Linked DNA regions of Mus musculus: all the other regions are linked to region 1. The links are chromatin loops, found by intact Hi-C in ENCODE. Cell type or tissue: heart. All regions are shown on one strand.

Region 1 (4,000 bases):
CACCACATATGTCTAAATTTTGTTTACTTGAGCATAGTGGCTTTGTGTGACTTTAGGGCAGTAGCATCTAATAGCAGAAATGACAGGGCAGTGCAGTGGACAGGCATCAGCAAAGCTTTGGGAAGGAAAAAGCAGAGTAAAGTATTAGCACGAGGTATGTGTCCTCTTCTTGAGACCAAAACTCTTTGAGATCAGAGACTTCTTACCATACAAAGTACCTAGCACATTCCATCAGTGGTTTTTGACTGCTTGCCATAAACATTCTTCCTAGAATTGTTCCAAAACAAATAGGAATTGGAATGAAGCTTAGCCCCTTGAAGTCTAAGCCCTTACTACATCCCTAGAACTGGAAGGGTTAGCCGTCTTTGGAAATCCAACACATTTCTGAACTAACTTTGAAGCCCTTAGCTGTAACCTGAAATCTGTTTTACCATTGAAAAGCTGCCGCCGCCACCCACCACATAGCATGTGACAGGGACCAGCAGCTGTAGATGGCTTCCTGAAAAAATGGAAGCCAGAGGGAAGCCTGCCAGCTCTGTGGCAGTCAGAAGCAGGGATCTTCCTGGAGGAAGAGGGGGGCGTGTTGGGGCTGAATCCCATACAGGATTTGATCCAACCAGATGCTGAGCTTCTGGGAAATGACATAAGGCCCGTTGACCTTTGGTGAGTGGGTCACGCTATCAAACCAGAATGGTCTTCCTTTGTGACTAACCATTCTTTGATCCTGAGACTTGTCTCTTTAAGTTTTCACAATGTCTCTGTTCTCTAGCAGACCTCGCCATGCCTTGGATTAAGGGGTTTGCCACACCATGCTTCATGGTGGATCTGAGACCTCTATTCCATGGGAGGCCAGCTTTCTCCTCCATAGCACTTGGCATCGGGAGAAGAGTTAGCCAGCTTGGCATGTGAAGGGAAATGGCTCCTTCCTGAGGGCAGCTTCTTCATCCCTCTCATCTGGTTCAGATTGTTCAAGTAAAGCTTTAAACCACACTGCCCTCACGCCAGGCCTCTTCCCAGGTTTCCCCTGTCTGCTAGCTGGCTCTGCTGCCATCGGATACACCCTTACACGGAGTGCCTGGCTCTGAAGCCTGAAGGTTCCCCAGGATCAAATCCCTGCAATACGCTTAGGCTTTCTGTACTTTTTTGGTCATCATGAGTCCTGGCGTGCTTTTATCATGCCCTTTATACCACCTGATTAGGTATGCTGATAATCTAAATCTCCAACTTTGAGGCCAGCCTGGTAACTTCAAAGCCAGCCAGGGCTACATAGTAAACCCTCTCTCAATAACAGACACCCCCCCAAATCCTCTTCTTTTGAAGTAGGCTGTTTTCTTAGAGCTCTATTAAGCAAACATGGTGTGATTTGGGCATGTGCAGGGGACCCTGGGTAGCCATGGTTAACAAGGAGTGACTGTACCTAGAGGTGTATATATTAGAAAATTGTGATTGGTAAAATTGTTTTTATTTTCTTCGAAGTGTCATTTTAAAAATAGTGTCCCTTTAAAACAGTCTTCAGTTCACAGAGAAGTTGAACAGCCAGCCTGTAGTCCAGTTTCCTCTGTCCCTGTCTTCACACATGTGGCCTCTCTGTTGTCAGCATTCCCCACTACAGTAGCTTCGCCCCCTCCCATGGAGGAGCACCGGCTTCAAGATGCTGACTTTAATTGGGGTAGAAGTCTTCTGCTGGCCCTGGACAGTGCTGATTTGGAAGCTTGGCTTTGCTTTCCTTGGTCAGGTTGGCTTTTGTCCCTCAGATCCCTTCCGAAGCCCATGCAGCAATGTTAGGGAGCAACCACACGAGGGCAGTAGAGAACCACGACTATTCAGCTAACTTGCAAAGTCTGAGGAAAAGGCTCCAAGTCAGAAAAAAAGGATCAAAGAGAGCCAGTCTTCTGAAGGAAGTTGAGGGAAGCAAGTTGTTTCAGCGCAGCAGTGTCTTTCCAAACCTGACACCTGAAGCAGCGCGCTAGCCCGGGGACTTAGCCAAGGTCCAACAGCTGTGCCCCAAATCCCTCTCCAACCAGAGGCTGCTCCCCAAATCTCTTTCCAACCCATCGTTTCTGCCCTTGTTTTCTCCTTGAGAGTCATTCGCCAGTCACAGGGAGAACAGTCAGTGGGAGATTTGGGCCATCCCATAGTGCTCTTACAACTTTATGGTTTACAGAGGATTCTCACACCTCTCCTTCCCCAGATCTGTCCTCTGTCGTACTTGAGTGGCAAAAAGGGCATGGCTGTCATTGATGTTGAAGGAAACAGATTGGAAACTAGTGACTTTTGAAGACACACCTAGTTTGCCTCGCTAAACCAGAAACCCTGTTTTGGGCAAGCTGACTGGCCATTGAGCTCTCTAGATCTGTTCGTTCCTGCCCCAATTCCCCGCCCCTCCCAATGCTGGAAATACAGGCACATGGAGCTGTGTCCATCTAGGGGTTCAAACCTGGGTCCTCATGCTTATCGAGCAAGCCCTCTTCCATGCTGAGCCATTCCCATCCCCTGCTCCCAAAGTTAACTTTCAGTGTGGGTCCAGTTAAGAGCAGGGCTGGAAACTATAGCTTGCTCAGGTGGTGACAGCCAGGTGCCAGCCAGGTGCACACAAAGCCCTGGGAACATTGTAGCACACACCTAATCGCAGTACCCAGGACATAGATACAGGAGGATTCTTGGTTAATAGGGAGTCTGTGGCCAGCCTAGTATATGTGAGACCGTGGCTCAAAACTGTTGTTGGTAGACAGCAAGGCAAAGAGTAGGAAGTTTAAGGTTCCCAAAGTCAAGTTTTAAGAAACTCTGGTAAAGCAGGAAGATGTAACAAAACTATTGACAAAATAATTGCAAGCCTGAGTCTGCCTAAGCAACGGAACGCTGAACTGTTCACCTTCTCCTCCGCCTCTGTAGAGTGGGGTATGGAATTCCTCCCCGCCTTAAGTCACATTAGAATGGTGCGAAAGTGTGTTGAGGCTTCGAAGGAATTGGTTGTGCTAGTGTCTGTCTATCCAGGCCCTACCTTCTCTTTGCCGAGAAACCCAATTACTAAGTACAGTTGAGCTTACTGCCCACACATTCTGAAGTGGGGAGGACAGAAGGCCTGGAGAATCCCTGCAATCATTCTGGGAACAAGTCCTAGCGCATGTCACTGTTTGCTCTGTCATCCCAATTCAATGACCTCATATGAGGAAGGGCGGAGCCGAGGGAGCTGTCCTCCAGATACCTAAAGAGGCTCCTGACATACTGTTTTCATTGGCAGGGAGCAGGCCCAGGGTTGGTGTTTGAAGTCTGAGCTAATCTTGGAAAAGAAGAACAGTACCTCCCACAGCTGGCCAGGCTTCTGGGGGAGCTGTCCCAAGCTGCCCCAGAGAGTGCTGGTGTGGGCACTGGAGTCCAGGACACACTGCCATGGCCCCATGTTCTCATCAGCCACCGCACTCCCTGAGTGAGGACATGCCATCATTGAGGCATCCAGGGCCTGGGGCTGGGACAGCTCCTAAATTGATTGTTATGGGATTACTGGCCTGGATTGGCAGAGGGTGCAGTAATCTCGGGAGCTGGAGAGCGTCACTGACCTCAAGCATCTATCCTTGAGGTTGCCTCCTGTGGACCTGGTCTTTTAGGGAAACAAGTCAGGCATGTGTCAAAAGGCCGGGTAGGACCTCTCAGTGTCCCTTCACCACAAGGACTCCTCTTATCCATCCTTTGAATACTTAACAATGTGTTCAGTTGGTTGAGATGCATGGCTGTGATTTTTAGTTGTTTTTTTTTTTTTTTTTAAAGACAGTCTTGCTATGTAGCTCAGGCTAGCCTTGAACCCTCAGTTTTCCTCCTTCAGTCTGGAGTGCTAGGATTACAGTTAAACCTGCTTAAACTAAGGTTTGAATAAAGGATTTTTTTTTGGTCCCCAAATTGAACGTATCAATCTTTAATTTCTAGTCTTTTGGTGATAAAATACCCTCATAGCTACAAATAATCATTTCAGATCAACTGAGATACCTAACATCACTATGCTGGG
Region 2 (4,000 bases), 130 kb after region 1:
TACTTTTAACTCTGTGTGTAGGAAAGCAATGCACTTGGAGGTGTGGGACCCTTTAGATGGGAGTTACAGGTGGTTTTTATCCAATGCTCTTAACTGTTGAGGCCATTTCTGTAGTCCCTACAACATATCAGGGTTTTTGTCAATTAACTTGCCTCTCCCAGTCTCCTTTTTCTTTCTTTCTTTTCTTTTTCTTTTTTTTTTTTTGTTTTTTTCGAGACAGGGTTTCTCTGTGTAGCCCTGGCTGTCCTGGAGCTTACTTTGTAGACCAGGCTGGCCTGGAACTCAGAAATCCGCCTGCCTCTGCCTCCCAAGTGCTGGGATTAAAGGCGTGCATCACCACGCCCGGCCCCAGTCTCCTTTTTAATTCCATCTTTTCTGTTGTGTTTGGTAATTTGAAAGCATAGACTTATTTATTCTATCTATCTATCTATCTATCTATCTATCTATTGTGTACACACTCATGCATCACATATGTAGTGTCCTTCCACCATACTGGGCTCCAGGAACTGAAGGGCATTAGGCTTTAGTCAAGCACCTTTACCTCATAGCCATCTTGATGAATCTGATAACAATTTATAATGTTTTAAGCAAGATTAAGTTAGATATATGAGGCCCCTGGAGCTGTTTTTAAAGTAGATATAGGTAGTTTGGTGAAAGGGTTTGGTTGTTTTGATTACCCCAAGGCCTTATTTCAAAGTTCTCTGCTATCTTTTGGAAAAATAGTTTAGGGACCGATGACACTAAGTTGCTGGGAAATATGGTTATTAACATAAACAGAATTATATGGCCTGAGTTTTTTGGAATACCTGAACTATTTTTTTTTCTACAATGTATATTGCTTATCTGCTTGGAAAGCTGTTTTCATAAAAACAGACGACAAAGCAGAAGGATCTTCCCTACAACCTCTCTGACCTAACTCAACTATTCTCATTTAGCACTATTTGGTCAGGTTTTTAGTGGCTGTAATTGTCATGTTTGTGTGTGTGTGTGTGTGTTTTAAATTTTGAATTCACACTTAGGTTCACCACAAAGGTTGGCCCATGGTTACATTTCCACATAAAAGTAAACTGTAAATATGGAACACTGCAGGAATGCCAACATGAGTGAAAAGGTGTTTGCCTCAGTGCCTTCTTTCACGTGTTCAATCCAGTAATACCCAGTTGGGTCTGGTGGACAAAACACTTCTTGTGCTCTCAACCCTGTGAAGTAGGTACATCATGTTCTCAGAGGTTAAAATGTCATGGGGCAGCCTGGCCAAGGAAACAGGTGCAGGTGTTTGGGGGCGCCCGTAGGTGGGGGTGTCTATCAAAGCTTTCATTCAGTCCCCCCACCCCCCATCCCTGTCCCTTCCTCTGTCATTGACCTCCACAAACTTGAATTCTGCCTTTTCACCTCAGAAGTCGTGCTTGGAAACCTGAAGCTTTCAGGAAAGTTCCAATGGTGGGTGCCCACCGATCCGAGGCCCGGGCATCCACAGTGTGGCTCGCCCTCCCGAGACCTTGCGCTGCGGCCCCGCACTAACCTGACCAGGTCGGTCATGCAGGAACCCACCACTACCACCGCTGCTGCCTCCTCCTCCTGCCAGGGCCTCCCGGGCTCCCCACACGCCGCCATTACTAATCCTGCTCAACCCTGACGCTGCCCTTTGCCCTTTGCCTGACCCCGTAACCAGGGACGCCGCCCCGTCCTCCTTAACGACGCGGGCGTTCCACCCGCCTGTGCCGGTCGCCCTCCCAAATGCCCGAAATCTCTCCGGCCTTTGGCTAGTCCTGATCCCTCTGGGACCGGTGTTCCTGCCCCGCCTCACAAGCACAGGGCCCGGCCGCCACGGCGAGAATGACAGAGCGCGCCAAGCACTAGGCCAGAGCTCCCGGGAACCTTCAGGCGCTACCCGGTCGCCTTCCTCAGCTTCCGGCTTCTCGGCGCGGGGACGCGCACGCCCGGCCGGCTCCGGAGAGGGCGGGACGTCCGGGGGAGCGCGCACGCATCCGGCCCGCGGTTCGCGCGCAGGTCGGTGCGTCGGTCGGGGGCGCGCTCGGGTAACCTGTACCCCGTCTAGTCGCCGGTTACTGATCGGACTTAAGTTCCAGGTACCTGGACCCGGGCTGGTGCGGGGAGGTTGGATCTCAGTCGCACAGGTGGCGCAGAGAGCCATGTTTGAGTATGGCCAGAGAGCTAGCCTCTTCAAGAGAAGGCCCGCGTTCCAAAGATGCCCCGCTCGCCCCACAGCACGCGGATTCCCTCAAGAGCCGCCCCCAAGATCTGAGGCTTCTCTTTCTCCACGTATCTCGTTCAGTCCTGGTTTCTGATGAAGCCCGCCTCTTTTTGCACTTGATGAGGGCATCATACAATTTGGGAGAAAGGGTTGGATCCCTTTAGATTCTCCTCAGAATGGGTGGACATTCTTTGGATCGGAACCAATTCGCTCTCCCCGCCCCTCCCTGATGTTGCCCAGTGGAGAAATTGCTCCCCCACAGTAACTTCCCTCGTGCGCCATATGACGTGGACGTGATGCAGCAGGAGGCCACCCCTTTCCGTTCCATGACGTCAACGGGGGCACATGTTTCCGTGTTTGTCATCCTCTCCTAATTGCGAGAGCCTAGATGGTGCTTTATACGTCTTTGTGTTCCCCAGACAGCCTGCCCACTAAAAGACCTCATGTGACCTTATCTTGCGGCAGCAGATTTTTTTATAAAAATTATATATTTGCATCTTCCGTCTGCAATACATCAAAATCAGGAAATACAAATTGCAAAACAAGCATTCAAGAGAGGCAGGTCACCAAAATTTCCTGCTTCTCTGGAATCAGTTATAATGGTGCCATATGTAAAGGAGAGGTGTGTGTTTCTAATCCATATCCCTGCATATTGTACCAAAGAATCATCTTTTTTTTTTTTTTTCTCTTCAAATTCCTGATTTTGGAGTCAGTATAGTTTTTTTTTTTTTTAACTTTCATTTGTTAGTGAAGTCACACTTACTGAAACATCTTGAAGCTGCACAAAACCTTGCACTGTCAAAAACTTGTATTATAGCTGCTGTTCTGGAGATAAAGACAGAAATCCATTCCCTCAGGTGTGATCCTAACGTCTTGACAGTTGCTGAAGTGGAATGGGTTTTCATAATCACTAGTGTGGTTTGGCGTCTGGAGAAGGTTGTTTCCTTTGGCATTTAATTAGTGAATCATTCAGGCTAGTACCAACACTGGATCAGCAGGAGCCTAGTTGGTGTCTAGCTGTAAAGCAATCATGTGTATAAATTCGTGACTTTGTCTTTATATTTACCGAAGTGTATGCTTTAAAAATTCACCTTGGTGCTTTCTTTAGTGGCCATTGTAATTAATGCTTGAGAAGAGGATAGGAATAGTGGAATTTGAGAGAGCTCTGGACCTGAATTTCAGTCCTTCTGTTTGTTCTTTATGTGACATTAAATAAGTAACTTGATTTGGCTGGTCTTTAGCTTTTGTATTTACAAAATGGAAACAGTATTCATTAAGAAACTGTGTGTGTGTGTGGGGGGGGAGTGGATGTTTGTGCAGAGAGGTGAGTAACAGAGATCATGTGTGAGGTGTTAGTTTGATTTCTCTTTCTTGGAGAAATTTGGTGTAAATTAGATACTCTGAGGAAAAAAACAAACCATGGAACAGTTTTTTTTTTTTTTTTTTTGTCATAAGATATCCTTCTGCTTGCTTCTCAGATGACTCTGTGTGTTTTGAATGTGAAGTAAATGAGCATCCCCCTCCAGGAACTGTGACATAGTGGGCAGACATCAGGCAGGACTGTGGAGTTTAGAAAAGTCTTCAAAGTGATAGTGTGGGTGAGCCTACTGTCCAGAAACAGTTACCCAAGTCACCTGGAATGTGGGAATTAGAAACATGCCTTATACCAGACTGTGAAGATGAATGGCAAGGCTGCATATGGAAGTGACTTATAAGTCATGCCATGCTATAAGATATATGTATTTTTATGATAGATACTATATATAGGAAAGGAGACATTTGCTC
Region 3 (4,000 bases), 740 kb after region 1:
CAAAAGAAGTTGTTGCAGTCACCAGAGAGGAAGGGAGTTGTAGATCTGAAGCGCACTTTGACATCAGACATGGAGGTGCAGAGTTTGGAATTTGCCCAGCTGGTTTTTGGACTAGCTTTGATATTTCCAAACTAGTATTTCCTCACTATGACATTTTGGAATAGTAATGTATATCCTGTAATGTTAGAGGTATATGATCTGCTTTTTGATTCTCATTTTATAGGGGATTCCAGTTAAGAAATTGCATGAATCTCAGAAGAGTCTTTGAACTTTGGACTTTTAACATTGTTGAGACTGCTATAGACAATGGGAGATTTGAAGTTGGTCTAAATGTATTTTGCATTATGCTATGGCTATGTATGGCCCCATAGACTCATGTATTTGAGCAAGCCTATGGGGACCAGGAAGTGGATTGTGGTGGTTTGAATATGCTTAGCCCAGGGAGTGGCACTATTAGGTTAGTGTGTCACTGTCGGGATGGGCTTTGAGACCCTCCTCCTAGCTGCCTGAAAGCCAGTCTTCTCCTGGTTGTCTTCCAAACAAGATGTAGAACTCTTGCCAGCCTGGTCTCCAGAGTGAGTTCCAGGACAGCCTGGGCAATACAGAGAAATCCTGTCTGGAAAAAAAACAAGAAAAAAAAAAAAGTAGAACTCTCAGCTCCTCCAGTGCCATGCCTGCCTAGATACTGCCATGCTTCCAGCCATGATGGTAAAGGACTGAACCTTAGTCAGCCCCATTTAAATGTTGCTCTTTATAAGAGTTGTCTTGGTTATGTTGCCCCTTCACAGCAATGGAAACCCTAACTAAGACACTACTGAACTGCAGTGAAGATAACCTGGGAATTTCTGCTGGAGTTTAGAAATATATGCTTCAGGGAAGGAGATGTCCTGCATCTTCCAGCTTTTTCTTACCTGCACGTACTAGGGATGTCACGATGTTCAAAGGCTTAATTACTCTGGTTACATGTTTCACAATTTAAAAAAAAAATGGGCACAGCTCCTCTAAGCACATGCTCTGAAGAAATACATGCTATAGGCTCTTGACACTGCAGGCTCACGCTTCTCCTACTTGCCATCCAGGCAGGGCTTTCCTGGAGAGGTATAGCTGTAGATGGTACTAGACTCATCCCAGAAAGGGTGGGAGGTATATCCACAGGGTGTTCCATCTGGATTCTAGAACTTTCCTAGATGTCCTAGACAGGATAAGGGTGCAGGCCTTCAAACAGGTGGACAGCTGGGCCCTGAGAAAAAAAGCATGGGCACCACTGGCTATTTGAGTTCTTTTTCAGGCAGGCAATGGAGCTGGGGCCAGCCCTTGGAATATCTTGGATGTCTTAACTGAATACCGAGGCCTGTCCTGGAGGTGAGTGAACCCAGAAGCCCCTGAGCCTTCTAGAAAACCTCTGTGGGAGATGGGCCATCTTTCTACAACAAATTTCCAAATTCAATTTATTTGCTCCTCCCATCCCCAAGACTATAATACCTGTATCAGGAGGTAGTGTTGCCTGGACAGGAGTTTGTGGGGGGGAGGGTTAAACGTGCACATCTCCCTTGGAGTCTTAGCCTTGGGTCGGGAGACCCTGACTCTCCTAAAGGCACTCTTTTCCAAGCTAAGTAGCGAAGAGAAAGATCCAGGGTAAGCTATGGGCGGTAATGGAGAGGCCAAGTGGTCCCTTGGTGGCCCCAAAAGAATCCCTCTGGATTGGGAAATGTAATGAAAGAGACCAACTTGGTTCTCCCTGCTCCAACATTAGAGCGGGCTCATAGCTGAAAGTACAGTAACAGCAGCAGCAACAGTTTAAGTTCTCTTGTCTGTTTGCTCCGGTGTACAGGGAGGGAGGAAAAGAATTGCATTTCTGCGACGGATAAAGGGCAAGTCCACCCGGCTGTGATTCAGAAGGGCACTCTGTCTTGCTTGGCATTTTAAACCGTCATTTTCTTTCTTGCTTCTCACCAACAGTGTGGGCGGGGATGAGACCATCAAAACCGTGACCACCCTACCCAGTGAGTACCCTGGTGCTCTGGGCGGCAGGCTACGCCTGAGCCCACTGCGCCTCCCTCTGGCAGTCGCCAGCCTCCCAAGGCAGGATGCAGCTGTGTGCAGTAGGGAGCGCTGCTTCCCGGAGGCTGCCTTCTCTTAGCTCCTGAGCTAATTAAAACTTTGGCGGGTTTTGTTTGCTTTTATGTGGGTCCCCCACCCCCACCCCAACGGGAAATCGCCTCTATCCAATAAATGAATTGCGTGAGGAAAGAAAGAAGGACTTAAACCAAATCTCAGGACAGATCATTTAAAAGTAATCCAATAAAGAAGGCATTCTGGACCTAGAGCGAGGGGTAGGGTTGCGGGGGTGGGGTGGGGTGGGAGGTGGCGGATGGGGTTTAAGCATCTCTGCTCACAAGACCTTACTGTGTAAACCCGCAGCACTTGCAGTAGTGAGAAATGAAACTACCTTGCTTGGGCAGTGCAAACATTGCCATACTTTGGATTCAATATTTTCCTTAATTGCTTTGCCAACACCTACTTGGATGATTTTTGTTTTTTAAAGCCTGGCTATATTTTTCTGAGGGGTCTGCCTTTGATCTTTTGGTTATAGCTATTGCTAGTGCTTTCTGTTATGTTATTTGATTCATTATCTTTAGTATTGCCAAGCCCGTGTTTATTGCTACAGTTACACTTTTTTTTTATATATATAATTTATTTATTTATTATATATAAGTACACTGTAGCTTACTTCAGATACTCCAGAAGAGGGCATCAGATTTCTTTACGGATGGTTGTGAGCCACCATGTGGTTGCTGGGATTTGAACTCGGGGCCTTCGGAAGAGTAGTCGGCGCTCTTAACCACTGAGCCATCTCACCAGCCCCAGTTACACTTTCTTATAATAAGGTGTTAGGCAATATTTACAGTGTATTCTTTGCTTCTCAGAAACCTTTAAGGATTTTACCTGGGAGGCACTTGATTGGTTTTATTCTATTTTTTCTGATATATATATATATATAGATAGATAGATAGATAGATAGATATAGATATAGATATAGATATAGATATAGATATAAATATATCCCTTTGGTACATTATCTTGACCTAAGACACAATTTGAGTTTTAAGCCAGCAAGTTTAGACAATAGGGATATGATACATAATGTCCACACTGGCACACCTGATCAGACCTCAAGTCTGTTATCTATTTTAGTTCTTAGAAAACTGTGTTGAATTTAAATAGGTACAGTTCTGTGTCATGAGAACTCCTTGTTCCCTGTTGCCAGAAGGTGACAGACTGCTCCCGTGAGTGTGATGAACTTGGCTTTGAGATGATCCAGCAAGATGGCTGGACATCATATTGTTCAAGATCATTCACCAAAGTGCTTTACAAATGACATCGACAGTGTCGCCCACTCAGGAGGGCTCCCCCTAATGCACTTAGCTTAGCTGTTCAGCTTTCTTTCTTAGAGGAGGGAGGACCACCTGATCATAGAGCTTCAGGATTCAGTGCATGGCAGCTGTTTAAAAAGGTAAAATGTGCTGTGTCGGTACAAGGTCAGGACAGAACTTATCCCCAATGCCTTTTTAAATTTAACCCAGCAGATGCTGTAGGATAGGGTGTGTGGGAGACAGACCTCTGCCCTGATCAGCAAGTCTCCAGGGCGAGGTATGCCACCACAAAGACAGACACATGAATTGATCATCAACAAGTATGGATGAAAAAGTCTGTATTGTGGAAAAAAATCAGCAAGAAAATTGAGATTGGGTGCGGGGACAGAAATGTTAGAAATGAAAATACCCAGTGAGACAAATAGCCTAATGAAAGCATTGCCAAAAGCTGTAACCAAATAGGGAAAGCATCGGGAATAGGGGACAAGACTAATGAACTCTCTAATCACACATCATTTAAAGAAATAAATGAATTTGACCACAATGTCTAAGAATTCTGGGGTATGATCGAGAGGCCAAATCTAAGAATGGATAAGATAGAAAGAGATGAAATAAATTCTAAAGGA
Region 4 (4,000 bases), 50 kb after region 1:
ACAGTGGTGTCCTCTCTTCCCTCCCCAACTCCAGCTTCCACAAAGGCTGTACTTGTTCTCCTTACCTAACTAACTGCACCTTTCCTTTCTGGCTGCCTTTGCTGCTCTGCACTTTATAAGGCATAGAGGGCTAAGTTCAGGTGGAAAGAAAAACTAAATCTGGAATTACATCTGTATCAGTAACATCTTAATCAAGTCACCAGCTGCCAGCACTGTGTTAGGTGTAAATAACAGGCAGATGTACCTAATGGGAGGAGAAAGTAATTGCCTCCTTCACACTCCATTCAAGCATTCAAGAGACATGGTATCTTTTTTGTGTTCCTGTGTTATATGTGTGTACATGTGAACTGGCACACATGAACATATGTGCATGTGTGGAGGACAGGCCAATGTTGCTTTCTCTCTACCCTATTTAATTTTTTTGGAGATAGGATCTTTACTGAACCTGGAACTCTCTGATTTAGCTAGACTAGCACTAAGTACATGCCTGCCATATTTGAAAATTTAAAATATGACCTCCAGATTTTGAAGATTTGGATTCAAGACCTAGACTTTCCACTAATAACTGGAACAGCCTTGGCCAAGTTAGTTATTCTTATCCTTGGATTCCTCACATGGAAATGGAAATACAGCATTGCTGAGAAGATCACTTAAGACAACAACAACAACAACAACAACAACAACAACAACAACAACAACAGGCCAGAGAGGATTGCTTAGCCACTATGAATATTTGTTGCTCTTGTATGGGAGTAGGGTTTGCTTTCCAGTACCCACATGGTGGCTCACAACTATCATAACACTCTGGTTCCAGATTTGAAGCATGATGCTAAACTTCTCAGGTACCAGGCACACAAGTGGTACACAAATATACAAGCAAGCAAAACACTCAGGCGTAAAAATAAATTATAATATAGGGAGAGTCATTATAAACACACAAATTAAGCAAAACAACAGCAAAAATAATAAAATCCTGATTATTAATTGGGAGATGAAGTTACCAGTGAGGTCCCTGGTGGTGGAGTTAGGACTTCTTGCACAGGCATAAAAATATTGCTGGGCAAATGGTAGATCAGAGTACAATATCCAGAGACTACCCCACCCGGGGATCCATCCCATAATCAGCCATCAAACCCAGACACTATTGCATATGCCAGAAAGATTTTGCTGAAGGGACCCTGGTATAGCTGTCTCGTATGAGGCTATGCCAGTGCCTGGCAAATACAGAAGTGGATGCTCATAGTCATCTATAAGATGGAACATAGGGCCCCCAATGGAGAAGCTAGAGAAAGCACCCAAGGAGCTGAAGGGGTCTGCAACCCTATAGGTGGAACAACACTATGAACTAACCAGTACCCCCAGAGCTCGTATCTCTAGCTGCATATGTATCAGAAGATGGCCTAGTCGGCCATCACTGGGAAGAGAGGCCCCTTGGTATTGCAAACTTTATATGCCCCAGTACAGGGTGGGTAGGGGAGCATATAGGGAACTTTCGGGCTAGCATTTGAAATGTATATAAAGAAAATATATAATAAAATTAAAAAAAAAAAAAGATAGATCAGTGTCTCTTGGGAAAGGCTACATGTTTTGGAGCCAGGCAGATCTGGGTATTGTGATATTTGGCAGTATTATCTTTTGTATGGAGGGGGGGTCCTTCCCATAATACCACAAAATTCACTACCAATAAATCACTGAGTCAGAGACTGCCCGAACTTCAGGGGAGGGCGTGGCTTCTGTCCACTTCCTGAGCCTTCTACCGGAACCCGCGCATGCCCCGGAAGTAGTCGTTGAGCTCTTTAGGCGGGTCTCGGTGAGAATCGGTGGACCATGCTGCTCTCCGCTGTCTCTTGTAAGTCGGTCTGAGGCGGCGGCAGGGCCTGCGGCGTGGAGCCGAGGCGGTGACCCGCAGGTCCCGAGGTGGAGCCCGGAGGGGTGGAGGACCTGGCGCGGCGGCTGCCACCCCGCGGCGCGCCTCCGGGTCTGGTGAGAAGGCGGCGGGAGCCCCGTCGCCCTCTGCAGGGGTGTCCGAAGAATGTCTACTGGCCGCTGTGGTATTACCCCGCTGCCTGGCTCCTGGCTGACATCCTGATTAGAGTTAGCATCTCAGGCGACTTTGCTGCAGTCTGTAAAGTTCAAACAAGAGCTGTGTTGCAGTACAAATATTTACACTATAGAAGGGTGGGGATAGAGCAGATATTACTTAGAACGATGTTAAGATGGCAGACAACTGTTGATTATACCAAGACAACAACAACAACAAAACATTCATAATTGTGTGGGCCAGACTCACACCAGGAAAAAGTTATTTTAGTGTAAAGTGGGGAATACTTTTAAAGTGTTTTTGGTTACAACTAATGTTGATAAGCACTTCGAATGAAAAAAATAACAACCTTATCTTTTTTCTTTCTTCCAACCTTTACACACACAAGTTGCCAAGAGCAAGTCAAAGTAAGTAAGGTTTTTGTTTTATTGGCCCAGTGTTTGGGTTTGATCTCCCAAGAGTTGATCTGGGGTTATTTATTTGGTTAATTATTTTGTTGATGTGAGCACCTTGGGGGAAAAGTCCTTTGATGGTGCTACCATTGACAGTTCGATCCTGGGTTGCAGATACATAAGCTGAGAATGCATCTGATATACCAAAACCACAGATCATGTCGCTTAGCAACCCTGCTTCCTCTTCCCTTTGTGGCTGGTAGGAAGCCGAGGTACCCGTTACTAACTGGGGAAGAGAGCACAGTGGGAAATGTGGCCTCTTGCAAAGCAGTGCATTTGCACTGGGTAAACTGAGGATGTAAGTTGAGGACTGTGCTGTCTCCCTTCTGTCCCAGGGAGTATTCACAGCCTTTGTGTAAAGGAACTTTGCTTCTGGTCTCACCTCAGAATCTATTAGTTCATTGCTTTGCTCCTAAAGCAAGCATCAGGCTGGTGATCTGTTTGGCTCTACCTAACCAGAGCCATTTGCCTGAGTCTTCTGCAGGAATCTACAGATGAGCTCTGATTTGATGGAAACCTAGAGCCTGTTTATAGAAGTCAGTCCAAGCACTAGAAAGATTGCAGAGCTAAGCGTTAGGCAGCTGGAACTGAGAGGCTAGACCTGTGCCTTGCCTATGGGCCAGTCCATCTGTTCCATAATTTCAGCCCTAGGAGGCACAGACTTAGTGTCTTGTAGGGCTCCTCACAGAGTAAGTACCCCATAGAGACTTGTTGAATCCGTGTGACTGAATGGATAATTATGTTAATTATATAACCCTCTCTCCCCTCCAGTACTGGGCATTGAACCTAGGCCCATGCTGGGCACAAGCTCTCTTCCTGAATTCTGTTCAGCCTCATATTTGTTTTTCTAAGTTTTCAGACTCAATGAGTTGCCCAGGTTGGCCTTGAACTTGTGAACTTCCTGCTCCAGCCTCCTAAGTGGTTAGGGTTATTGGCCTGTACCACCATACCTAGCATCATTGTCTTTCTTGTTCCATCAACAAATACTGTAGTCTTCAGGGGCATTGTTTGAGGAGTAATGTGGCCTTCTTGGCTTTATTTTGTTTTGAGACAGGATCTCAGTCTGTGGTCCAGGTTGATCCTCCTGTCTCAGCCTTCAGAGTGCTGAAATTATAGATGTGAGCCTCCATGCCCGATTGTGGTTTCAAGTGCTTCAGATGTGTAATGGCATGACGAATGGCTTATGTGGGGAGGCAAAGATGACACACACATACGAGAAAGTAACAGCACAGGTATTCAAAGGTCAGGGAGATAAATGATAAGTTTGCTGGTTTGGATGGCTAAATGAGATACAAAGGTGCCCAGGGCCTGTGCATCAGTGATGTAAAACTTGAGATCTATTTTGTCCCTTCTTGCTATCAGTCTTTTTGGAAGATTGGCTCTCCTTAGGCAGCCATCTTCAGGGTTGCCTTACTGTATGTAGCTGTGACTACTGTCACCCTATATATTCTCCCACCAGATGTCTGCTCCTCATGAGAGATGCCCTCAGAGGCTGATTCTCTGATTT
Region 5 (4,000 bases), 750 kb after region 1:
TGTCTGTGTTGATAAGATCAAGAGCTTCCTTGTTTTGAGACTGCCCTCTCTGCCCCTCCGCCTTTCTGTCCCTCTACACAGAGCCACCCGGGCTATTATCACCTTATACCCAGGGTGGAAGTCCAGATTTGCCAGATCTGGACAAACCAGAGTGGAGTTGCAGACTGACAGAGCCGTTTAACTCAGTGACTTCTTAGTCAAGTCCCAGCTCCCACCAGTGTCAAGTCAATATGGCTGTGTGACCTTGAGGTAGTTACTTAACCACTGAAACTTGGTCATCTCTTCTCCCTGATGTCCTCCGTAAATTCAGGACCTTGCATGTGCTAGGGAAGTCTGCTATCACTGAACTATGCCCAGCCCTTTTTGCCTTTGTCTTTTTTTTTAAAGGGAGGATCTTGTATATCCCAGGCTGGCTTCAAACTGGTCCTTGAGCTGAGAATGACTGCTATGCCTACACTTCTGATCCTCCTGCCTCTACCAACTAGAGCCCTAGGATTACAAGCAGAGACCACCACACCCAGTTTTTTAATATTGGGGATAGAACCCAAGGTTTTATGCACCCTAGACAGGCAGCCCCCAAGCCCCTTTGCTTTTTATGTTCAGATAGTGTCTTGCCCAGCTGTCTAGACTGGCTTCAAACTCATGATCCTCTTCCTTAGCCACCAACATAACTAGGATCACAGAGTGTGCCATCTTCAGATTGCTCACCTGTAAAAGGGGGACAATAAAAACTTCTGGGAAGCTGGGCAGCGGTGGTACACGCTTTTAATCCCAGCATCTGGGAGGCAGAGGCAGGCAGATCTCTTAAGTTCTAGGCCAGCCTGGTCTACAGAGTAAGTTCCAGGACAGCCAGGGCTACACAGAGAAACCCTGTCTTGAAAAAAAAAATCTGGGATGATGAAGAGATTTAAACATTTTAATACATGGTGCTTGGCACTGTTAACATGTAGCGTGTACTAGCAATTACTGTTATTGTTATTATTATTATTATTTAGGAGAAGGGTGTGTCTCTCTGCACATCTTCATACAACCTTCTGGTGACTCAGCTCCATAAAAATCACTCCTACAGACATCAGGAGGAAGGTCTTGTTTCCAAGAGCAAATTCAGGCCATGGACTTTTGTTTGTTTGTTTGTTTGGTTGGTTGGTTGGTTGGTTGGTTGGTTGGTTTTGTTTTGTTTTCTGTGACATCCTTTGATCCAGACTCAAATTCCTAATACTCTTCAACTTACAAGAAATACACAGAGTCTTGGGCCAGAGATCATTCAGGATGATGACCTCAGGCTGGGGGCTCTTTGGTTTTGTTGGTAGCCGACTGTGTCCTTGTGTCCTGGGCCTTGGTGATAACTCAGAAGAACTTTCCAGCCTCGTTCAAAGGAACAGGGATTATCAGGTAAGCAGGAGGGTTTTGCCACCGTAAAGGACTCTCAGAGGTTTGTAAGCCACAAGTAGAATCAGTTGATGCTAAGTCTCTTGTCCTTGGCTAAGAGAGTGGTGACTACCAAGGACTGTGCCAACTTAAATACATTCAAGGATGACAGGAGTCAGAGAGCAGCTTCTTTGAATGAAGCTTCAGTATGAGATCACAGAACACACTTCACTGAACCCCATCTTCTCCTGTCTCCTCCTCCTCCTCCCTTAGGAAGGAACTTGAGTATTGGTTAAGAGTAGGTAGTAAGACTTGAGACCAGTTTCACTCTGTTTTCCTCACTATTCGAACCCCTGTCTCCGTCTCCTCCGGCAGAAGAAAACTGAAGAGCTCATTAATAGCGGACGATATGACACGAGGGATAATTTCACTGTGGTTGTCCAGCCCTTATTTGAAAATGTGTCCATGCCACGGACCCCGGTAAAGAAATGAGGCATTGAGGATGAGGGGAGCCCCCAGGGTGAGCAGCTGAGTTTTCTGACATCTGTACTTGCCCCTCCCTTTCTGCCTGGTGACTAGGAGGGCGTGCCCGACAAGTCTTTCTTTGCCCCTGACTGTTTCCACTTTAATGCCAAGACTCATGCCCGCTCAGCCATTGCCCTCTGGAAGAACATGGTAAGAGCTGTAGGGTAAGAATCCTCCTTTCTGGTCCAGCTACCTGCATCTCCCTTCCTCCCCACACCCCCAGCATCTTGACCAGTCTGCTTGGTCTGCCTATTACTCATTCCCTGTCTTCTTGCTTTTTTTTTTTTTAAGCTGGAACCTGTGGGCCACAAGACAAGACATAATAATTTTGAAATCAAGGCCCCTATCGTGTGTCCGAACCAGGTAGAGTGGGCTCTCCTACGAACACCCTCTGAGTATAGCATCTCCTCTGCCCAGTCAGCCCAAGCCTTCATCTTAGCTCCTCTCTGCCCACCCACCCACCCCATCCATATTCCAGGTTGTCAAGCCACATCATCCCCTTTGGTTAAACAGAGAGGAATGGTAGACCCACAGTGACGTGGACCCTCTAGTGTTTTCCTCACCTCTGATGGCAAGGACATCAACACAAGTCTAGACAGGCTACACCTCTGTTGGACAGGCAGGAGTGAAGTGGTGGCTCTTATGGAAAGGATAGGAGATTTTCTAGGGCAAATGAGACAGGGATAACCTGTTTCCATGTAGCCCTTGGCTCATGACCAGCTGGGAAGAGCAAGAGACCAAGCATCAGAGTGATGCATGCTTGGATGGAAAGTGGAGGCAGGCAGGATGTTAAGATGGAAGTCAGAGCTAGGAAAACAGATCTTCACTATCAGCAGAGTAGGGCCCCAATTCTACTCACAAAATGTCAGATTTTTAGAGTTTTGCAGCCTCGCAACCCAGAATTCCTCTGGGTCCCCAAAAGGGTCTCAGGATTCTCACTGGGAACTACTGGACCAGGGCTTATTTGGAGAAGAAGTTGGGGGTTGAGGGGGGGTCTGCTTTTTCTTGCTTAAGTAAAAAGGAACTCAGGTTTCTATAGGGCAAAGTAGGTTTCAAATGGCAGGCACCTGGGGGTGACAGGGGTGCTGTTGGGAAGGGGTAGGGTAGAAAAAAGAGGCCCAACATCCTTAGCCAATAGGCTGAGTGCAAGAAAGAATATGGTAGCTACTTAAGGGTTAAGTCTGAGTTCTGGGACTTGGTTCAGGTTGCAGAGAAGACCGGATACATCCTGGGCAGGAGCACAGGGTGGTCAGCCTTTCTGGAAGGGTCTAAGCTCTGGTCGTGGCCCTGAGGAGGCTGCGGAAGAGCATGTCTAGGCTGGTGTAACTCCTTCCATTGCTCACTCACCTCTTCCCACAGGCCTCGCCATTTCTGAGCACTACCAAGAACAGCAACCTGGTATCTATCTATGGCTTCTCTTTGGCTCCCTGGGCAATGGGGTGGGCAGCTTCTGTTGATGGGAAGATGGGTAAGAATTCCTGAAAAAAAAAACAGAGGGTTCATTCCCTTTCCTAAAACCATCTCTCCACCCACAACTTCTATGGGCGAGAGTAGAATCAACCTAGCCTTACACAGCTGAAGGAAAAGGTAGACGGTGGGGTGGGTCATTTGTTCTATCCCTGAGTCTTACCTTGGATGAAAAAGAGGTCAGACTTACAACATCTCAGCTTGGCTGATATTCAGTGTCCCTGGAGACCCCTCCCCAGGAATAGGACCCAGGGCTCTGCTGAGGAAGACTGATATCCATCCAGCTTTTCTGCTGCCTGACTCCCACCCACTTAATCCTAAGATTCTAGGATTGGCTCTTTGTATTTAGGGTAATGGAACCTGGATGGTGTGCGAGGAGAGAGCCCCTTCTGCCTCACCACCAACCTCAGGTAAGCCCCTGTCTTAGTTAAGATTTTTTTTGCTATGAAGAGACACAGTGACCACAGCAACTCTTAAGAAAACATTTCATTGGGACTGGCTTATAGTTCAGAGGTTTAGTCCATTATCATCATGGCAGGAAACATGGCAGTGGGCAGGCAGACATGGCACTGGAAAAGGAGCTGAGAGTTCTACATCTGGATCAGCATGTAACAAGAAGGGAATGCCACACTGGGCCTGA
Region 6 (4,000 bases), 630 kb after region 1:
CCTCCTTCCCTTTCTCCTTCCTCCAGGGCACCATGTCTAAATAAGGCAAAACTCCTCCAGTGCTGGGGAGCTCTGGGGTTTTCATGCAGTCACCCAGGATATCGTGGGATGGGGTCAGGCCATGCTCTGCTGAGAAGCAGGACAAAGTTCCCCTGTAACATTGGCGGAGGGACAAGGAGACTTTGCTGCCCACCAGAGGGTGCCCTCAAGTTAACTGAGCAGGACACAGAGAGGATCTAACTCAGAAGGAGGCTTACAGACAAGGCAGGGGCTTGGAAGAGTGGATTGTGGGCTTGCTGGTAAGGGATTTGGCATTAAGACACCTGCACCTCGAAAGCATCCCTGGTTCTAGGATAGGCACACACACACACACACACACACACACACACACACACACACACACACCAGAAAATGGATTAGCACCACTTGTAGCAGCGCACAGCACACGCCTGTAATGATCCAGCTTGTGTTGACTAGACGGCTCAGCCTATGATGGCACTTACCACTAAGCTGGACCACCTGAATCTGAGCAAGAGACCCACATGGTAGAAGGAGAGATCCAGTTCCCACAAGTTGCCCCTCTGACCTTCATCTGTAGGTGTACCCCTATACAGAATGTAGAGAACATACACCTGTTTGCCCAGCATACACAGAGACAAATAGATACATGCAATTAAAAAAAAAAAAAAAAAAACCAAGTGTTTGGGAGCCTGAGGCAGGAGAATTGCTATGAGCTACATAGTGAATTGTTTTGGGTTTTTTTTAAAGCAGCTTATAAAGCTGGAAAAATATTAAAATATTAAAAATTCTGAATAAACCAAGAAAGATAGATCTATCCATAGATGTTTCTTGGCAGGTTCTTGAGGGGACCTCTAGCAGTGTGACCATCCCCACCTTCTCCATTCCTTTCCCAGTCTGTGTCCTCAAGCAGCAACAGTGAGTCCTGGAGAGTGGCAGTTGGGACATCATCTCCCTCCCCATCCCCCAGGTCTGCCACCAACCCTGGCACATAGTTGATGCCTCGTAGGCAGCACTGTGTAGTCGATTCTCCAAACTGGGACACCGCAAGAGGTGGGATGTTAGTAATCATTGGGTCAGGACAACAGTTGTCGTCTGGAACCATATTGGACAAACAAGTGACAGTCTGTTCTCTACCATATGCATAGATGTCTGTCTGTCTGAATGAGGTTCTGTCTGACACTCTGACTTCTATTATACAATGACTTGCTTCTTTGCCAAAACAGTCATCTGCGTTAAGTGATGCCCCCTTGTGTCTTGATGCTCATCTCTGCCTACTGCAGAGAGAGGCATCTCTCTACACAGAGAAAATTGGTAAGGCTAAAAACATCTCCAACCACGTGCCATGGTGGGAACTGCTGTATGTTTCATCAAAGTCAGAGTGTTCTAAGCCTACTGTGAAGCCCACAGTAGGGCCTGACAGGAGGCTGGCCAGGCTGGGTAGACTGGGACTAGTTAGTGTCTCTCTTCCCTCCTGGACTCTCATGTTTAGTTGGGCTCTCTCTGTTGGGCAGATGGAAGAGATGGACCCAGCTGGGTTGTAGTAGGCCTGAACAGAGCTGGAGCTCTAAGGAAGCTGTCTGGGCACTTCCTCAGCTAGTCTCCACCTATCCTACCATGGGACCAGTGCCTTGCCAGAGACAAGCCAGACAAACACAGCTCACTGCTGCCCTCTGGTGTCTGATTCTTCCGGCCCCGTTGCTCCTCTAGGGACAGCCACATGATGCTGTCTCTGAGCAGGGCCCATGAGCAGTCACCCAATGTGAGCATGAGAACGATAGTCTGTCAGTACTGATTCTGAGATAACAGACGTAAGATGGGACTATTCCAGGCTGGGTGAGCATATGGTTATCCCGTCTAGGCTTAGAACCATTTCGCGGTAGCCTCCAGAACCATCTCAGGGAACTGCCTGGTGAAGTCACCAAGTCACAACACATGTAAGTGCTTAGCAGGAGCATGAAAGAGTAAGAAGTCACTGGCTAATGTGGTCAGTGGTTGACTATTATCCTCTCTTAGGAGTTGCCGGCATCCTGGGAGCCCATTTCCAGCTGTTCGGATGGGATAAGCTGCACCCAGAGCTATCGATAAAGCAGGAGTGGGGGGATCTGGTCTTTGGGTGGACTGAGGTGGGTGCTTCTGGGGCTCAGTCATGTGGCATGAGCAGTAAACCCAGCAGTCTGGCCTGTGAGTGGTCCAGACACCTTCCCTCTGGAAATTTGGGGCCTTGCCAGGACAGGGGATAGACAGGGAAACTTCATTCTCACTGAGATAAGGGCATTTTTGTGTCCGCTTTTGTAGTGGTCCTCCTGTCCAGTAGCTGTGTCCCAGTGCTAACTGGGGTGATCTTTGCCCTGCTGAGTGGCCAGCAGGTGTGGGTGAGCCTCTGTCCCTGCCTTCCTCTTCACATTCTGCCCCCCATCTCCTCCTCATGGCCTCTAACCCCATCAACCTCAGGCCTCTGGTAGGACAGCCTCAGGGCCTTTGCTAAGCTGCTGGTCCCCCGGGGATCTCTGGTAGGGATCAGTGCAGGATGACCAGCGGCTGTGCCACTCATAAAAGCAAGTGGGGTTTGGTACAGGTACAGAGCCTTGAGCCCCACCCTCTGAAGCTGCCAATTACAGGGAAGGTGCCAGTGACTGAGGCCAGGGTAGAAGGACCAACTCAGACATCGAGCAGGAGATGAAGGTGCCTCAGGGACAGGACACAGAAAGAGGAAGGACAGAACTCATAGGGTCCCCATATGGGTCTCAAAAGGCAGAGACAGGAGTCAGGGACTGACAGAGATCATGGGCTTCCAGGGGCAAGGGTTCGGGGGCAGAGTCTGGGTGGCTGGGACAGTGTGTGTAAGTAAGTAGGTTTGATTCAGAGGCTTGTAAGGACTTTAGCAAAGGCAAGAGGAGGACGCACAGCTTTAGAAAGAATTCTTATGGTCTAGGAGAGAGGGCTCAGGCTGGGTGCCTTGTTTGAGGAAGAGGAGAAAGCTTCAAGTTGGTTTTGTATTCCTCAAACCTGTTTGCCCACATCTTTGGCATCTGTGCCCCATGAGGAAGCTGCAAGGAGCTGGGCCTGTCTGGGCCTGAGAGTGGCATTCTTATTGAGGCCATGTACTTCCTGCAGATGTTCCCTACTGAGGTCACAGGCCCCTCTCGAGGACCTTCTTCCTGGTCTTTGCTCACTAAAGCAGCCCAGAACCCCACACCATAGCAGGCGGCTTTGCTTTCTTCCTCCCACCTGCCCCTTCCTCAGTCTTCCTCATAAGACTTCCTGCCTACACACACTCACACTTGAGCCTTGCACAGCCAGCCACACACAGGCGCCTGCAGTCTTGAGTCTGAGAGCTTGGGTTTGAGCTCAACCTCTACCATTCACCTGCAATGTGGCTCTGGGCAGTTTGAACCCTTTGTGCCTCAGTTATCTCATCTGTGAATTGGGGATAATGGGATGTAATGACGCTTATCTCATGGACTTGTCATGAGGATCGAAGGAGCTGAGGCAAGTGCAAACAGCTCAGAGGGCTCTGTGGGTGGGAGGGGATCTACTAGTACTGTTTGTATCCCACACAGCACTTAGCCAGGAATAGAAACATGCATGGCTGGTATGAGCTGTTCCTCACTCATTCCAGAACCATCTATAGGGCTGCTGGGTGCTGGGCACTATTCTACACATGTGGCAATAGGAGTCAGCGCAATCCAAGATGCCTGCCCTCTTGAAGATGCCATTCTAGGGAAGGAACCCCCAACAACACCCATCTACCAGCACACATTCCCACCTCCCTCTGGAGCTGAAGACCCTCAGGCAGGAAGGTGTGGCAACTCCAGGCCTCTGGAGGTGCAACTCGTAAGCACCTCCCAATCATCCTGTGGCCCAAGAAGCCCTTGAGTCAGAAAACAAGGTCACTCTGATCCTGGCTAGGACACGCAGAGCATTGAGGCAAGAGAGTGCAATTATTAAGTATAATTGCCCATTTTACAGATGAGTAAAT
Region 7 (4,000 bases), 580 kb after region 1:
GGTATTGGTGGGGCGGTAGGGGTGGTAGGGTACCTGGCCTGTGTCGCAGGAACCACAAACACCATCTTGTGAGGGAATTGCATGAACTCAAAAGGTCCTCTGCCACCTGAAGCCCACCTTGGCAAGCATCTGGGAGTTCCTAGCCAAGCTGGCTGCAGCCAGAGTTACTCCATAAGCCAATAGCCATGGCCTTGACTTTGACCTTTAGAAGTCAACCAGATAGGAGGTCAGGGGTCTTCCAGGGAAGGGTGGAGTGAGCTGGGAAATATAATAAAAATATGGCTTTCTTTGTAATCTGACAAGAGGGGCACCTCTCTCAAAGTAATGTTCCATATCTGGGGAGTCCTTCTAAATGACTTTTCTGTGTCTAGCTCCTCCCAAGCCCCATACCTACTAAGCACCCACTGTAGACAGCCTGGTCTGAGCATTGAGGGTCCAGTCAGTGGACCCTTTCTTACTACTGAACACCCAAATCATACCTGAGAAGTAGTCGCTTATGTTTGCATCCCAGTACATTTGGTGTTTTGGGTTGAACCCAAACATCACTCATCAATGGGTTTAGAGTCCTTTATACCTGTTGTCCCCTACTTTCCAATCCAATAACCCCACCCCATGTACCTCTCCTTTCCAACCAACATAGAAGCTTTGCGTTTCTGTTTCTTCCACTAATGAGACCAAGACAGTGAGCACTGACAGTACAATCTCCCTGCCTGGCTTTGCTCAGACTCTGGGGCCTGGATGGGAAGTCAGACCGGACATCAGTGCCCCAACTGAATAATCTGTGTCACTAGGGCTTTGAGCCCAGGATGTGAGCGGAGGCAATTCCCTGTTTTGGAAGCAAATCAGACAGGAAACCGATGCTCGGATGAAGGAAGAGAGCTCCGTCCAGCAGTGTGTAATAGGGCCTCATTACCCAAGCAAAAAGCAGCTGTTGGCTAATTCCTAGCATGCTGTAACACAGGAGGATTTTGCAATTAGCAGCAACCAGTGCATGCGATTCTCAGGTATAGCTGCCTATTCTGCTCAGCCTTATGAGCAAGAAGTCTTTCAAACCAGAGGGATTGGCAAGGTAATGCCACTTAAGCCAACTCTCAGCCTTGTCGGGGCGGTGGGTAGGAGACGAGGAACAGGGGGAAGGCTTCCCCCTCCCTGATCTGGCTGTCTATAAAACTGTTCTGTGGTCCCAGTGATAGGCCTCTGTTTTTGTTACTTCCCAAGTCTGTGCTGCTACCCCACCCCAATCTGGGCTCAAGGTAACTTTATTACATGCCAGATAAAGTCTGTAATCAGCTCTGCTCCCAGCCCTCTACATGGGGAAGCTTTCCTGGCAGTTAGTGACTGGGCCTTCCTCCTTTATGACTGCACGGTGGACCAATCCAATCAGTGGAACTTGTGAGAAGTTCCTGGTTTTCCTTGTGCAAGTGCATACTATTTTCCCCCTGTTCTCCTTGTTTGTGGGGTCCTGTATCCCCATAAATTTGCTGTCTGGCACTCCCCCCCCGACCCCCCCCCCCGCGACATCTAGCTTCATAAGGTCTTAATACTGCGTCTTAGTACTAAGTACCTAGTACTTCCCCACTGACCTGTGGGGTGGGAGGCAGACAGCTCTTTGTTAAGACCTCTGCTTGTGTCTATGGCAGGAACTCAAAACACGAAAACTATTTCCTGTTGTAGCTATAATCTCAATCTCAAAGGTTAATCAATCCCTGGCAATTTAATTTTTTTTGGAGCTAGGTGGATGCACCTCTTCCTCCTGGAGTGTGCTTTGTTGTTGTGATTTTCTTTTTCCTGGGACAACACCTCCAGATATATGCTGTGCCCTGCTCCTTGGCTGTTACGGTTTCAGGGCCCTGGCATTACGCAATCCAGCCAGTTACACAAACATAGGTCATTTCATAACTTGTTTTCTTCAGCCAGGCCCCCTTCAAATGAAAAACAAAACAAAACAAGACACGGAACTTTTCCAAGGCAGCTATCTGTTCTGATGACTTGTGAGAGTAAGTCAAGGGCATTTCCTTCAGGATCAGGGACCATCAGGCCAACTTTTCCCCCCTGCCACATTCTTCCAACAGGCGTATGCGCGCGCGCACACACACACACACACACACACACACACAAAATTCCCCAGAGTGAACTTTTGCCAACTGTACCAGGCTGGGACATTCCTCACATCAAACAACTTTTACCAGAAATGACTGTGATTTCCCAAGTCAGCCTCAACTGTACCCCTCTAGTGCCCCCTACAGGACATTTTTGGAAGAGCTATTCTGAGAATGTATTTTTCCAATCTCAAGAGTGTTAAACTTCGTTAGTTTTCCAAATTCTTAGAATTTTTCTTCTTATTTAAGGCAAACGAATGTCATATATTGAACAATAACTAACTACAAATGACTTGAATTAAAACTGAGTTTAAGAAAAAAAATCTTTTTTTTTTTTAATAAAGCCCGGTTGGAATAAAAGAGTGCTTTTTTTCTTGTTCATGAGTTGCCTCCCCCAGCCCATGGTGTTTTCAAATACTCAAGGATTGTTTTCCCCATCTGCTTGTGTGGGGAATGTTGGAGAAGGGAGAGATGCGAATTGGTGGTCTTTCTCTCTTTGTTTTTTGTGATCTTACAGATGTTGTAGATTTGGATCATGCAGTGTTATCCCAGGAATGTATCTGTTCCGCGGATTCCTCCTGGAGGAGGTGCCCAGTTTCTCACCACCATGGGGTGAAACAGCAGTCATAAACTGTCTGAGAAGTGGTTGAATTTTCCTTTCTAAAACCCTGAGTACATTTCCATTATTGTATTGACTGAGTGTATTATTATTATCGAGTGTATTATTATTATCGTATTGTACTGACTGTCTTATTATTCACACTGAATATAAAATTTGAGGGCTTGAGGTGTTTTTTTTGTGTGTGTTTGTTAGTTTGTTTTTTCTTACAACAAACACACCAGAGCCTACACACCTAAATCACATAAACCATTATCATCATCATCATCATTGACATCGCCTCCTCCCTTGCTGGACTATATGCTTAGTTGAATGCTGAGACTGCCGTTCTCAAAGGCGTTGCAATACTGGGTTTTTGTTTTGTTTTGTTTTTTATTGTTTTCAGTGCATATAGAAAATTCTCCCTGCCAACAAATCTTCTCTCGAATGGTGAATTTGATATTTGAAAATTACCAAAAGGTCTTTGGAATTAAGTCTGACACATGAAGTCTGAATGGACAGACTGGTGAGACCCCAAGTCTTGTAGGTCTCGGTCTCCAGCGTCCATTTGGAAAGATGTTCTCCCATTCAAAGCTCATAAAATGGCCCCTTGCTGACAGCATCTTTGTGTTTATGCCTTGGACATTTTCCCCTTAGTTACACAATTCCGGTTTATGTGTTGAAAAGGAAAAATTAGCCTCACTGCTGGGTGGACGGGGTTCGTCTCTATTGTGTGTTGAGTTGTGACCTCAGCAGATCAAATAATGTCAGCTGTTCTGTTTGAGATCTACGTATCTGTCCCAATCCCGCTTGGTAACTTGACCCTCTGAGCCAGTAACAAAGCTGAATCAGCCTTGACAAGTGGCCGGTGTCACTAGGCTTCCTTTCCAGCCGTTCTTTAAGAGGTGACAGACCACCCGCCCTCCCATGGGAGCAGGCTACTGTCTCGTTCATGTCTCGTATGATTAGACAAGAATCAAGGAAGACATGGAATAGGGGTGTGGGCAACCCTGGTCTGATTGACTGCAGAACTCAGGAGATGGGTGAGAGGAGGAATTTTCCCATTCAGGAGTGGGACTCTCACCAGAAAGAGCAGGAGACCCGAGTAACCTGGGGATAACCCCTCAGGGGGCTCTGCCTCTCGTTTCTTTCTGTTTCTTGCTTTCCTTCATCCTGGCAGTGAAGTGCCACAGGCTAGACTGCTTCTTTTAAATGAAGCTGAGACAGAGAAGAGACTGGTGTTGGGCAGGTCCTCTGTGATAATGTGTATAGGATAAAAGTTTGGAAATTTTGAGTTATTAGC

The links. Peaks named below come from ENCODE experiments on the same cell type or tissue, not always from the same donor. Only the 100,000 strongest peaks of a DNase experiment are listed, where the experiment ranks them.
Region 2: a loop joins it to region 1, with 4 times the contacts of the local background. A loop is called at or near these places in 13 of 42 quality-filtered maps.
Region 3: it touches region 1 in a loop (5-fold over the local background); 10 of 42 quality-filtered maps call a loop at or near these places.
Region 4: it touches region 1 in a loop (6-fold over the local background); 12 of 42 quality-filtered maps call a loop at or near these places.
Region 5: a loop joins it to region 1, with 2.7 times the contacts of the local background. A loop is called at or near these places in 10 of 42 quality-filtered maps.
Region 6: a loop joins it to region 1, with 9 times the contacts of the local background. A loop is called at or near these places in 24 of 42 quality-filtered maps.
Region 7: it touches region 1 in a loop (5-fold over the local background); 20 of 42 quality-filtered maps call a loop at or near these places.

The regions. Positions count from the first base shown.
Region 1 is chr5:31,561,952-31,565,951 of GRCm38, forward strand. No RefSeq gene overlaps it. Among named protein-coding and RNA genes, the nearest start is that of AI839979, 7.4 kb to the right of the region's middle. In heart, a CTCF peak has its summit at 1,796 (motif pointing right); DNase peaks (open chromatin) are centred at 530, 1,780 and 3,330; H3K27ac peaks cover 1,844 bases.
Region 2 is chr5:31,695,988-31,699,987 of GRCm38, forward strand. Rbks (ribokinase) reads right to left here and starts at 1,623. Exons shown (of 8, transcript NM_153196.1): 1 at 1,523-1,623. The coding sequence starts at 1,614. It overlaps Babam2 (BRISC and BRCA1 A complex member 2), which reads left to right and starts at 2,063. Exons shown (of 12, transcript NM_144541.1): 1 at 2,063-2,090. In heart, no CTCF peak of the experiment used is centred here; DNase peaks (open chromatin) are centred at 1,984 and 2,514; H3K4me3 peaks cover 2,060 bases; H3K27ac peaks cover 1,822 bases.
Region 3 is chr5:32,301,348-32,305,347 of GRCm38, forward strand. It overlaps Plb1 (phospholipase B1), which reads left to right. Exons shown (of 59, transcript NM_001081407.1): 20 at 1,289-1,362; 21 at 1,960-2,003. Among named protein-coding and RNA genes, the nearest start is that of Gm36840, 51 kb to the right of the region's middle. In heart, a CTCF peak has its summit at 2,068; no DNase peak of the experiment used is centred here; H3K4me3 peaks cover 822 bases; H3K27ac peaks cover 264 bases.
Region 4 is chr5:31,612,174-31,616,173 of GRCm38, forward strand. It overlaps Mrpl33 (mitochondrial ribosomal protein L33), which reads left to right and starts at 1,778. Exons shown (of 4, transcript NM_025796.3): 1 at 1,778-1,849; 2 at 2,430-2,448. The coding sequence starts at 1,828. The region is part of intron 2 of Gm38424 (a long non-coding RNA gene); the gene reads left to right. In heart, a CTCF peak has its summit at 2,008 (motif pointing left); a DNase peak (open chromatin) is centred at 1,868; H3K4me3 peaks cover 1,466 bases; H3K27ac peaks cover 1,676 bases.
Region 5 is chr5:32,315,281-32,319,280 of GRCm38, forward strand. Plb1 (phospholipase B1) reads left to right here. Exons shown (of 59, transcript NM_001081407.1): 27 at 1,311-1,392; 28 at 1,744-1,848; 29 at 1,948-2,043; 30 at 2,185-2,256; 31 at 3,253-3,291; 32 at 3,710-3,770. It overlaps Gm36840 (a long non-coding RNA gene), which reads right to left. Exons shown (of 3, transcript XR_376851.3): 3 at 2,422-3,371. Among named protein-coding and RNA genes, the nearest start is that of Gm36840, 38 kb to the right of the region's middle. In heart, no CTCF peak of the experiment used is centred here; no DNase peak of the experiment used is centred here.
Region 6 is chr5:32,196,225-32,200,224 of GRCm38, forward strand. No RefSeq gene overlaps it. Among named protein-coding and RNA genes, the nearest start is that of Gm36732, 13 kb to the left of the region's middle. In heart, a CTCF peak has its summit at 1,699 (motif pointing left); DNase peaks (open chromatin) are centred at 17 and 1,687; H3K27ac peaks cover 504 bases.
Region 7 is chr5:32,137,719-32,141,718 of GRCm38, forward strand. All of the region lies in intron 1 of Fosl2 (fos-like antigen 2), which reads left to right. Among named protein-coding and RNA genes, the nearest start is that of Fosl2, 3.2 kb to the left of the region's middle. In heart, a CTCF peak has its summit at 2,246 (motif pointing left); DNase peaks (open chromatin) are centred at 57, 853, 1,313 and 1,973; H3K4me3 peaks cover 1,955 bases; H3K27ac peaks cover 2,000 bases.